4 separate regions of the Homo sapiens genome follow, and regions 1, 2 and 4 are each linked to region 3. The links are chromatin contacts, found by Hi-C or POLR2A ChIA-PET in ENCODE. All regions are on one chromosome and are shown on one strand. The core of a region is the stretch at or near the end of the contact, and the rest is flanking DNA. Distances in the headings are between cores, read along the strand shown. Region 1 holds the start of PTMA (prothymosin alpha). Region 2 holds the start of NCL (nucleolin). Region 3 holds the start of FBXO36 (F-box protein 36). Region 4 has its middle 18 kb from the start of GPR55.

Region 1 (2,700 bases), core at 197-2,696, 1.8 Mb before region 3:
GGTCACTGAGAGCCCCTGTGGAGATCCGGGCCCCGAGCTCCGCTCTGCCAAGAAGTCGCCCCTGGGAGAGTCAGAGATGACGCCAGGGACACAAGGGTTAAGGAGACGCCAAGGTGACTCGCGCCAATCCCTGCAGGGGCACGACGGGCGCGGACGAGGGCCGAAATATTAAGAAAGAGCCAGTCAGTCTGAGAGCGCCCCGCTCCCGCCAAGGGCGGAGACGCTACCCAGGGCGGGCAGTGGGACCGAGGCGGCGCCGACAACAGGAGCGGAGCCGCACCAGCCGCGCAGGACCTCATAGCCGAGGGCAGTGAACCCGCCACGGGGCCCGGGCGCCCCCCCAGTTCGACCCTACCATTGGCCTGTCGCGGCCGCCGTGTTGGCCCGCGTCGCCCCGAGCTGCGGCGCACACGGTGCTCCCGGGCAGCCGCGGGGGGCGCCCATCGTCGCCCCAGCGCCGCGCTTCACTTTCTCTTTCCTCCCTGCGGCGCGTGGGCTCTCGCCTCCTCAGCCAAGCCCGGCACCGCGGGTGCATGACTGAAGCTGGGCGGCCGCTCCCGGCGCACTCACCTCGAAGGGCGCCCACCCCCGCCTCCCAGAGCGCCCAAAGCGGATAAGCCCGTCACACCTCCGCCGGGACGGCCGACGTCGCGGCCAGCCAGCCCGTCGCCCCATCCGCCTTATCGGGACTTAGTCTAGACAAACCACCTCAGGTCCGCTGCAGGGCGCGAAACCGCCGGCCTGGCGCCGAACAAAGAGCAGCGCGGCCGGCGGGCGCTCGCCGCCACTTCCCGCGGCCGGCCCGCGCCCCAACACGCGCCCCCCAGCACTTCCGATTCCCAACGCGCTTGAGTTTCAAAGTTATTTCCGTGCGCCCGGCGGGCCGACGACCCCCAGCCAGGCTCTTCTCCTCCCGCCGCCACTCATACCGGCCACAGACGAGTTTCGAGGGCCGTGAGCCGGCCTCCGCGCCTAGCCCTCGGCCCCCGAGGGCGCCCGGCCCACTCCCCGACGGGCATCACGTCTGCCCGCGGCGGTTCCCGCCCCCTCCCCCGCACCACACAAAGAGTGGGCTGCCTGAGGGCACCGCGCCGGGGGCGGGCCGTTTCCCCGCGAGAGGGAGCAACAGCGGGCTTGAGACAGTCCAGCTGCTGCGCGCCAAACACCGCCCGAGCGGCGGCGCGCGGACCCCGAGGGGGCGGGCGGCGTCCAGCCTCACCTTGGTGGTGATTTCGGAGCTGGTGTCTACGGCTGCGTCTGACATGGTGGGGCACGCCGGTGATCCGATGCAGGGGATTAAAAAGAAAGCGAGAGTTCAGGGACTCTGGCGATAAAGCTGCCGGAGTCCGCGGCGGCGGAGGAGGCGCGCGGCGGAGGCGGCTGCGGCGAGCAAGGAGGCGGATGAGGAACAATGCAAAGATGGCTTTTCAGAGCAGCCAGTGGGGGACTCACGCGGCGCCAGAAGCTTTAATATAGATTAGTGGGCGGCGCTCGGCTTCCCATGCCCGGCCGCTATTGGCTGAGCGCAGGGAGCGGGCGCTCGCTCATTGGCTCGATTCCGAACAATGGACAAGCGTGCTTAAAGCGGCAGTGCCCCGGCGCGTCCCGCGCTGCGCAGTCGCCGATCGCACTGTCATTCAAGGCCGGAGTTTGCCGGGTCTCAGCAGGGCCGAGGGCGCGGGGGAGGGGTGCGCGAGCGCGTTCCGGACGCGCGCTCCCGCAGCTGTTTTGCTGGGGCTGCTGACGCAGAAAGCCAAAGCGCGGCAAAGCTGCCCGCCCAACCCCCTTCCCTCCCTCTCCCGCCCTCCCCGCGGCTGCTCGGAAGGAGGGGGAGGGAAGAGGGGGCGGCGGGCACACGACGGCTGCCAGCGCGGGGGAGGGGAAGGCGGGGTGCTGGGCCGCGCTCGCCCCGGGCGGTGCCCAGCGCAGTGCCCGCGGAGGTGCCCGCCCCCCGCGCCTGGGCGCCTTGGACCAAGGATTGTCCCAGTGCAAGTGGACGGCAGCCCCACGACGAGCAACGAGGTCACGAGGCCGAGACCCGGGCACCTGGGCCGCCCCGTCCCTCTGCCATGCCCTCGCGCCCTCCCAGGGCAGGGCACCCCTAGTCCTGTGGGCAGGCGACCTCGATTGCCCACCATCAGGTCCGGCGTCCGTCGGCCAAGTCAGTCGACAAGCGGGCACCGTCCCAAGCACACACGGATTCATGTATCAAGCGGACTCGATGCGCGATGCCGGCTCCAGCCCTCGAGTGGGACAGCCCGCGGGCCCCGCACGGCATAGCGGTCCCCTCATTCTAGGTTTCTAGTTAGGGTCTGTCCCGAGCGGTCACTGCCGTCGCGACAGCCTCAGGGCAGCCTCCTCCAGGGGCCTGCCGGGCCATCGAGTCTACCCTTCTCCCACCCCACTGCTGGACTGCGATGGGCACATGAACATTACAGAGTTCCTCGGGAAAAATCATCGTCTCTGGAGCCAGTTGGGCTAATCTTTGGGGACTACCTGAAATTTGGGGGACCATTTAGAGAACCATGCGGAGCCCCGAGAAAGGGGAGCATCAAAACGCCACACTCAAGATGGCGCCGGGCTCGGCAAGCGTGGCGTGACGTAGCGATCTAGCTCACGTGGGCGATCCGAGAACAACAGGCTACGCTGGCCTTATCGCCACCGCACTTAGCTGTCGAACTAAGAAATCGGTTGTGTGGG
Region 2 (2,700 bases), core at 170-2,669, 1.5 Mb before region 3:
CAGGCGAGCGCCACCATGCCCGCTAATTATTTTTTGTGTGGAGACAGGGTCGCATTATATTACCCAGGCCGGTCTCAAGTTCCTGGACTCAAGCGATCCTCCTGCATCAGCCTCCCAAAGTACTGGGATTACAGGCATGAGCCATCGCACCCGGCCTTAACAAATGCTTTTCTTTCTGAGACGGAGTCTCGCTCTGTCGCCCAGGCTGGAGTGCAGTGGGCGATCTCGGCTCACTGCAACCTCCGCCTCCCCGGTTCATGCGCCTCGGCCTCCCAAAATGCTGGGATTGCGGATCTGAGCCACCGCGCCCGGCCTGAGGTGATTTTTAACAAGTACAGCCGTAGCTGCAGATATCCTGGTTCTGTAGGAACAATGAGGTATGGATGGATCCATAGCTGGACCTATGGATGGGATGGATCCCCGGCAGGCCCTGGACGGAGGGAAATGCTCTGGTTTGCTAAGCCCGGCATCGAGTGAGACCCACCCACAAAGCTAACCGTGGAAGTCACTGGCGGCCTCCTTCGCCCTGCCGCCGGGGAACCCTGCCGGTGGCTCTCGACCTGCTCCCGGGCCATCTGGTGACACTGACTTCGCAGCCACCACCTTAATTGGCGCATTCGACCCAAATAATAACCAGGGAACCTGTGGGCGGTCAAAGGCCCGGCTCTGCGGTCGGCCCTCCCAGGCCCCTCTCCCTGCCCTGTGAGGCCAGAAAGTTACTTCTCCGAGGCCGTTCCCCATGTCGAGAAATATCTCCCGCTTGAGGTTCTGTGGGGTAGGGGAGGTTCGTGCATTTCTCACAGAAAACCTCGCACAGACCCGCGACTGCCTTTATTAACAGCTCTCAGGAGACTGCCTGCAGCCGGGGGGTGCCTCCGGCCCCATGCTCGCGGGCAAGCAGGGATAAGCTGTGCCTCCAAAAGGGCCAACGGGAACTCCGCGGTCCCTGAACTTCCGGTGCTGGCGGACTCCTCGCTCCAGGGCCACCAGGAGCCGCGGCGTGAGTGCGTGCCGGGACCGAGCGCGGGGTCTCTGAGGAACTCCAAGGCTGCCCAAGCCTACGGACCCAGCCACATTGGCGAACCGGAGACCGCCCGATTCCACCACCCCCGCGCTCCCCTCACAGCCGGCGCCAAAAACGCCAGTCCCACGACGCAGGCCGGGACCCGCGCGCCCACGGCCCAATCAGCGCGGACCTTGCACAAAGCGAGCCCCGCCCCCACGGCGCCGTTGCCAGCCCCTCCCCCTCCCGTGGCCGCCTCGGCCCGCCTACTCCCCGCCCCGCGCCGTTCACGGTTAGAGGCTCGCGATTGGCTCATGGGGACGGCCGCGAGCTTTGGTTGGTCGGCGCGGAGTCACGAGGGCGCCGTCGTCGCCTTTCCACAGGCGATTACTGGGCAGGCTCAGTCTTTCGCCTCAGTCTCGAGCTCTCGCTGGCCTTCGGGTGTACGTGCTCCGGGATCTTCAGCACCCGCGGCCGCCATCGCCGTCGCTTGGCTTCTTCTGGACTCATCTGCGCCACTTGTCCGCTTCACACTCCGCCGCCATCATGGTGAAGCTCGCGAAGGTAAACGGCCTTGAGCGCGAGCGCAGACGTGTAGGCCTGCTTTCCGAGGGGCGAGCGCGGCGCCGCGGGGAGGAGGGCCTGCGCGCAGTCCCGGGCGCGTTCTAGGGCGCCATGCTGCGGGAAGTCTCGCGCGATTAGTGGGGAGGTCTCGCGGCTTCTGGCTACTTGGTGGCGAGGTGAAGAGCTTCTGCAGGTGCTGGGGGCGGCGAACGCGGCGGGAAAGACAGAGTCACTGAGCGCGGGGAGGGGGCGCTGGGCCTCGGGGTGGAGAGATGAGACCAAACTTTTGCGACGCGTACGAGCTGGGACTCGACTCCTGACGCACGTGCCCGGGAGCGCGGCCTGCCACGTGGGCCGCGCCGCGTGGGTCCTGGAATCTCCAGAGGGACCGGGTGCCTTGGGCCGGGAAATGGCGGTATCGGCCCTAGTCGGAGTCCCGGCTGCGCTCGGATGTCTCCGCCCCGGCCTGGCAAGCCGACACGTGGTGGGCCCCGGAAGGTGGCTCTGCCGCGTGCCTTTTGCGCTGTGTTTCGGGCACGTGGTGGCCTACCAGGTACCCCCACGTGGCCGCGCCGCCTCTTTAAGGGGCGGGGTTGTCTCGCTGGGAAAGGCATAAGCTTCATGAGAAAATCAAGGTAGTCATTTTTTTAAGTGCCTTAATGATCTTCACCGTTAATTTGGATTCAGATGAGGGTGGTAGAATAAAGTACCGGGATTTGTAGTATTAAAACACGGTTGTGCTTAACTAAGGTAACGGGAGGAGAAATCATTTCCTCAGGTTGACTTTTTACCTTAGGGCAGGTTTTCTGTTGGTAAAGCCTGGGAGGAAAAATGTGGGCGGTTGAGAGTAGTCCCTCTTGCATTGCCATCAGGAGTAGTTTCTATGTTAGTTGTGGTGTTTGGCACTATGAGAAATGGATCTGAGGACGGAGATGATGGCGTATGAACACTAATGGCAAAATATGAATGGCCTGAAATGTCGAGGTGGAGGTGTAATGATCTATTTGTGTCCATTTTAGGCAGGTAAAAATCAAGGTGACCCCAAGAAAATGGCTCCTCCTCCAAAGGAGGTAGAAGAAGATAGTGAAGATGAGGAAATGTCAGAAGATGAAGAAGATGATAGCAGTGGAGAA
Region 3 (2,960 bases), core at 406-2,905:
GATCGCGCCACTGCACTCCAGCCTGGGCAACAGAGGGAGACTCCCTCTCGATAAATAAACAAACAAATCTTAAAACAAATGGAAAAATCAATAATCCGTTTAAAAAATGTACAAGGCCGGGCGCGGTGGCTCACGCCTGTAATCCCAGCACTTTGGGAGGCCGAGGCAGGCGGATCACGAGATCAAGAGATCGAGACCATCCTGGCCAACATGGTGAAACGAGGTCGCAGTGAGCCGAGATCGCGCCACTGCACTCCAGCCTGGCGACAGAGCGAGACTCCGTCTCAAAAAAAAAAAAAAAAAAAAAAAACAACACCAAAAAAAAAGTACAGAAAAGGATACCTTTCAGTATTTCATACATCACTAAATGTGCAAAACCCCCTAAGAACAGTTTAATTAAAAATTTGAGTCTGACCCTGGGCCCACTGCCTATGAATTAGCCCTGCTCCGCAAGGAGCAGTACTGTTTTAAAAAAAATTTTTTTTGGACAGGCTGATTTTACATTTGTAATATTTCTAAATCTTAAATTAAAAAATATATATTAACATTTATATTTTAAAAGATGCTTTCAAAAATATAAAAAAATTAACTCATTACCTATTTTGTTTAAGGGCTCCTGGAAAAACTGAGGGAATGATCAATATGCACACCAAAACAAATATATACAAACTTCTAAATTTCATTTTATAGGAATAGTATCTATTGAAAGGGCAGGGTGCATGAATAACTCAGTGACAGGCGTAAACTCAGCCAGGATTAGAAACGTCTTCCCAATGGAGGCCCCGCTCAAGTTGAGAATTTCATGGACACAGTAAATCATCCAAAAGCCCACCTTCAATAACCAAAGTAGGCATAAAAATAGGCCGATGGTTACTTTGGAGATAATATAATCCTCGGTCTTATTGTTGTGGAGCAGATGTCATTATGGGTGGGGCTGAAGCGCAGAGCAGCTGAAACATTTTTATACCACCACCCGCACACTTTCAATGGGATAGAAGGGACTCCAAAAGGTAAGAGCTCCCAATCGTCAGTTGCTACTAGAAATAACTAAGTTTTGATGTGGCCGTGGCACGCGTAAAGGCCACAAAGAGATTTATAAAATTCTCCATGATTAATTCCTATCCTGGAAAAGAGGCAATCTCCTTTTCCCCTCCCTAGCCGGCTCCTCCTTGGGACACTTGGCTGAGTCGTTCTTTCCCTCCTTCTCACGCTGAGGTGAGGCCGCACGCAAGCCGGAGACGCCCGTTTTCCTCTTCGCGCGGAGGAAACTCTACGGGTAAGAAGCCGGGGTGGCGGGAAAGGAGCACGCGGCACCGCGGGGAGGCAGAGAAGGCTTGCCAGGGACTAGCCGGGCTCGGGGAGAGCAGGGACACGCGGGCCGTCGGACCGAGGAGGCCGAGGTGACGAGGAAAATCTCCCGGCGCGGAGCCGGGACTGGGCGCTTCCGGCGGGCTACGGTTGCTCTTGGCCTAGCACAGCCTGCGTCCCGGGCCCCAACCGGGCCAGGTAGGGAGTTAGGAGAGAGGGTAAACCGCGGCTCGCACTTGCCTGAGACCGGGTGACCAGTAACTGGTAATAGTCTTTGCTAGGCGGCGGGCCTTGTCCTACAGTTTCAAAGAGAGTCTCCGGCAGCCACGACGCCATCTTGGGACGCCACCGCCGTCGCTAAGACAACCAGGAAGGGGCGGGGCTTGGTTGGGGTCAAGGGGCCAAAACCCTAGTTTAAATTGAACCACGCTTATGAGCTGGCAGAAGGATTTCTAACTTGGGGCGATCGTCCCCTCTTCCAAGGGTCTTAGGGAACCCTGATCCGTGAAATTTCCAGCTCCAGGTCCCGGGTGACCCGAGGGGGAATTAGTTCCTGCTACCACGGAGGGGAGGGGGTGACCCCGGCGGAGGGATACCAAGTAGATCTCCACAGTCCCCTTCCTGGTCCCTCGAAGGGATCGGGCGGAGATCGGAGGCTGCTGAGAGAGTCGAGCCGGGAGGCGTGGGAGGGAGGGGCGATGTGATGGGCCGCCAGTAGGCAGCGGTGCCGGTCCCGCGGACGAGCCCGTAACCGGAGCCCGAGGACAAAGTAGTTCCCCGAGGGTGTCAGAGCAGGCGGGGAGGGAGGCGGCACGGGCGGAGGCGCACGCCGGGCGCGGTGCTGCGGCTCAGCTGATAATTGAAGGAACCCGGAGCCGCCGCCGCCGCGCCGCTGGGGGGGGTGGGGGGAGCTAGTGGAAGTTACTGCCGCGCCACCGAGTCCGGACCGGAGACTTTGGGGCCTAACTAGGTAATTGGGGCGCAGCTCTGGGCGGCGGGGGCAAGCCTTGGGGGAGGGGGCCAGCTGAGGGGTTGGGGGGGCGGGGGGAGGAGCTGGAACAGAAAGTCCCAGGAAGCCCGGTTGTGTCATCGCCGCGATTCGGCCCCCGCTTGGCCTGCTCCCGGCGCCGGCGGCGGCGGGGCCGCGGAAGGACCGGGCCGGGGGTGGACGGGAGAGACGCTCGAGGGCGGCCGCGGCCGGAGGGACCGGGGCCTGGCGGGAGGTAGGGGTCGCTGGGTCCCTCCTCCGGCTTCCCGCAATGAGGAGGGCCCTTCACAGAACCGGGGTAAGGCTTGCGGGTGTTGGGGAGCTCGGCGGGGACCAAGGGGGGCCGGAAGTGGGCTTTGGAGCTTGGAGGGTGTCTGGGAAGAGAGAAAGTGGGGGGCCGGAAGTGCAGGTGGGGGGTGTGAAGACGGCAAGGGTTCCCCGGAAATGGGACGAGGGGCCCGGAAATCGGGAAAGGGGAGGCTCCGGGGCCGTGGACGGCCCGGAAATGGAAACTAGGAAGCAGCTCCAGTGACAACAGTTGTGGGAAGCGAGGGTCAGAGAAGGGAGAGGCCAGAGAGACTTTAGACCGCAGTAAGGGGTTTCCTGCCCAGGGGGACGGCGAGGGACGGTTGAGGGAGGGCGAGCCCGGAGACGGGGTCTGCGC
Region 4 (2,923 bases), core at 88-2,587, 1.0 Mb before region 3:
AAAGCATTCAGTTATATTCTCTCCACTCCTGAAAGATTCTCTTCACCTTCAGTTAAAGCAAATCATGCTGTAGGACGTCACTGTTGAGTCATTCTCCGGGGGCTCCCAGAGACACGGCATTCTCGTTTTCACTCTGAGAATTAAATCTTGTGCCGGGTGTCACAGTCATCTCTGTTGTGGACATTTCCCTCTGAACTAACCAGCGATGGTTACTGGAAACCACGGCTCCTCCACCTCCCTCCACAGGCTTTCTCCCCTTCCCTTCCACACTTCTGGGGTTTGCCTGGGGATCCAAGTCTCTACACTGGTGAAGCAGGCACAGCTGTCAGGTCACAGACTCACGTGTGCAGGACCATAGCTTCTGGGTCATCAAGCTCATGGAAGCCCCCGGGACAGTCATGTGGGCACACGTTGGAGGGATGTGGATTTGCCCCTTTCCACACCACAGCTTTGCCCTGTCCAATGTCCAGTGGTGGGTAATTTCCTGGGAAGTCTCCTTGAGGTCCTCTCTGGGACCCGGCATCTGGGACCAAGATGCTGTTGTGTGTGTAATGAATGGCAGAAGGCATCTTCATGGAGAGGCTTCTCACTTCACTACTCTTGCTGGTCCTCCTCCTGGGCTAGGGCCAGGGAGAAGAGGGACAGCCCGAGGGCCCCTTCCTAAGACAGACCCTGTGTTAGGCCATTCTTATGTTGCTATAAAGAAATACCTGAGGCTGGATAATTTATAAAGAAAAGAGGTTTAATTGGCTCACTGTTCTGTAGACTTTATATGAAGTGTGGTGCCGGCATCTGCCCTGCTTCTGATGAGACCTTGCTTGCAATTTTGGCAGAAGGCGAAGAGGAAGCGGCATCTCACATGGCCAGAGTGGGAGCAGAGGAGGGGTGGGGAGGTGCCGCACACTTTCAAACAGCCAGATCTCGCAAGAAGGAACTCGCTGCTGAGAGGACAGCACCAAGGGGAGGGCGCAAGATCATTCATGGGAAATCCACCCCCATGATCCAACCCCCTCCACCAGGCCCCGCCTCCAGCACTGGGGATGACAGTTCAACATGAGATTTAGAGGGGACAACACCCAAACTCCATCAGACCCTGGACGGGGATAGCTCTTAGCTCTCCAGGCTCTTGCTCCGTGACCTACTCTGGCATTGTTGCCTCTCTTGCTTGGCCCCCCAGCTGGGGATGCCCGGAGACAAACATGGGCACTGCTGCTCCTGCCAGGAAATTCCTGAGCCCAGACATCTCTTAGCACCCATGCCCAGGGCTGGCTGGGCTTCTTGGCCCTCCACGGAGGGGCTGGCTAGTGGGAGAGGAGAGGAGGTGCACAGGAAGGAGGGGCTGCTCTGGAAGGCAATAGCCAGCCAAGCTCTCGGGCAGTCTGGGGGCGGGGAGCCAGCCAGGATGCTGTCCTGCTAACAGGGGATGGCTCCGGATGTAGATGGGCCTTGACCTGGCTCTAGTCCAAGCACTGCCCGGGATGGCCTCTGCTGGGGCCTCAGTTTCCACCTCTCTACAATGGGCACAGTTGTGCTACAGAGAGCGCTCTCTCTCTCCTCTCTCTCTCTTTCTCTCCTCTCTCTCTCTTTCTCTCCTCTCTCTCTCTTTTCTCTCTCCCTCCTCTCTCCTCTTCTCGTCTCTTCTCTCCTCTTCTCTTCTCTTCTCTTCTCTTCAGGTCACAAGGACAAATCCTAGGGGAACAGAAGCAGGATGGAACTCTGACTTCAGAGCCCCAGGGTCGTGCTCTCACTCTGTTCATTGGCAATGATGAAGGAAAAATTGGTCTGCTTTCACCCAGCTCTCCCTAGCCTGCCCCTTCTCCTGCCCCTTCCGTGTCTCTTCCCCCTTACCCCATTCTTGTGGATGGGGGTGGGGGTGGAGAGTGGGGGGTTCCTTCTTCTGGGTCTGGTGCCCACCCTCCCCATCGGGCCCTTCTCAAACAGCCAAGCTCCCATCTCCCACTGGCTGCCCCTGGCCTTTGGACCCTGCCACCCTGCAGCCCCCTGAAGTCCCTTCCCCCATGGCCCACCCTCCCTCTGCTCTTTTGGCTTGGCCTCCCTCTCTGCTCTTCACTCCTCCTGTGCCATTGACCTCCCTTTTGGCCTTTCTCTGGCCTCCAGCCACCAGGGCAGATGCTCTACTGCCCCCTGCCGCTCTCCCCCCACACCTGCCTCTTCCACCTGCCCTCCATTGGCCCTTCCTGCAAAACGTCCTGGGGGCCTGAGTGGGGAATGGAGGCTGGAGGGCAGTGGCTGGGTCCCTTGTGGGGTTGGTCTGGGACTCCTGCCCCTGAGGACTAAGTAATTCTCTCTCTCAGCTGCTCTGCTGGGGACACTCCCTGAGGGAGGCAGGGCCAGGAGGCCCGGCTGAGGCAGGAGAAGGAGGCAGAAGAAGGAGGCAGGCCCTTGCCTCTGTCCTGGGCCCCCTTTCTGTGATCTTCTGGCATTCTCAGGGGTCTGCCCAGCCCTGGAGTGTGAGTGTGGGGGTGGCCCCTCTGAACGTATTCTTGCTGTTCTGTTGGTTCTGACAGTGTCCTTCCTGCCCCTTCTGGTCTGTGTCACATTCACTTTAATCTCAAAATGTTTTCTGAAATTGCTCAGAAAAGAAAAGGCCCAGTATAGCCCCCATCACAGGGAGGGTAGCTCAGAGGGGGCCACTACCCCGGGCATCAGGCTCCCCTGCACTCTGGATCCCAGAATGTCCAGGACCCCTGGGCTGGAGAACAAAGGGCCATCTCTCAATGATCAGTCAATAACTCATCAAATATTTCTTAAAGAGAGCAGACAGGATCCCTTAGATCTTACAATGTAAGATGCAAATAGATATCAAACAAATACTTGAAATATTTTAATGTTTAAGATATTTAAAAAGCACAACTTTTGGAGGAAGATGAAGGCATGACATGAGCTGATAAAGGGGACCCCG

What was found. A loop is a pair of places that touch in the nucleus more often than their neighbours do. ChIA-PET counts read pairs that join two places held with the same protein, here RNA polymerase II (POLR2A). Pooled maps may share reads with other maps.
Region 1: a loop to region 3 is called in a map of CD8-positive, alpha-beta T cell, with 18 times the contacts of the local background. The contact joins the promoter of PTMA here to the promoter of FBXO36 in region 3. A Hi-C loop is called at or near these places in 1 of 168 maps with a recorded cell type or tissue (CD8-positive, alpha-beta T cell), 1 of 37 single-sample maps with no recorded cell type and 12 of 50 pooled maps. POLR2A ChIA-PET finds 5 or more read pairs at or near these places in 2 of 52 experiments (HEK293 and naive thymus-derived CD8-positive, alpha-beta T cell).
Region 2: a loop to region 3 is called in a map of ascending aorta, with 18 times the contacts of the local background. The contact joins the promoter of NCL here to the promoter of FBXO36 in region 3. A Hi-C loop is called at or near these places in 4 of 168 maps with a recorded cell type or tissue (CD8-positive, alpha-beta T cell, ascending aorta and naive thymus-derived CD4-positive, alpha-beta T cell) and 18 of 50 pooled maps. POLR2A ChIA-PET finds 5 or more read pairs at or near these places in 3 of 52 experiments (B cell, CD4-positive, alpha-beta T cell and activated CD4-positive, alpha-beta memory T cell).
Region 4: a loop to region 3 is called in a pooled map, with 3 times the contacts of the local background. The contact joins the enhancer-like site here to the promoter of FBXO36 in region 3. A Hi-C loop is called at or near these places in 1 of 37 single-sample maps with no recorded cell type and 3 of 50 pooled maps. POLR2A ChIA-PET finds 5 or more read pairs at or near these places in 2 of 52 experiments (HCT116 and activated T-cell).

What each region holds. Positions count from the first base shown.
Region 1 is chr2:231,707,271-231,709,970 of GRCh38, reverse strand. PTMA (prothymosin alpha) reads right to left here and starts at 1,446. Exons shown (of 5, transcript NM_002823.5): 1 at 1,220-1,446. The coding sequence starts at 1,264. RefSeq lists silencers at 198-507, 938-1,117, 1,638-2,037 and enhancers at 122-759, 1,338-1,397, 760-1,398, 1,399-2,036, 2,676-2,700.
Region 2 is chr2:231,463,203-231,465,902 of GRCh38, reverse strand. NCL (nucleolin) reads left to right here and starts at 1,419. Exons shown (of 14, transcript NM_005381.3): 1 at 1,419-1,567; 2 at 2,587-2,700. The coding sequence starts at 1,550. RefSeq lists enhancers at 865-964, 1,475-1,664, 1,010-1,679, 1,725-1,774, 1,680-2,351 and silencers at 1,095-1,444, 1,791-2,160.
Region 3 is chr2:229,921,198-229,924,157 of GRCh38, reverse strand. It overlaps FBXO36 (F-box protein 36), which reads right to left and starts at 1,655. Exons shown (of 4, transcript NM_174899.5): 1 at 1,549-1,655. The coding sequence starts at 1,644. TRIP12 (thyroid hormone receptor interactor 12) reads left to right here and starts at 2,149. Exons shown (of 42, transcript NM_001348323.3): 1 at 2,149-2,278. RefSeq lists enhancers at 1,377-1,436, 2,093-2,593, 2,594-2,960 and a silencer at 2,267-2,656.
Region 4 is chr2:230,941,750-230,944,672 of GRCh38, reverse strand. It overlaps a transcript of GPR55 not described here. Among named protein-coding and RNA genes, the nearest start is that of GPR55, 18 kb to the right of the region's middle. RefSeq lists enhancers at 565-784, 1,095-1,304, 2,235-2,284. Within about 2 kb of position 1,337, at least 2 of the 41 ENCODE cell types and tissues checked have a DNase peak (open chromatin) inside an H3K27ac peak, as active enhancers do.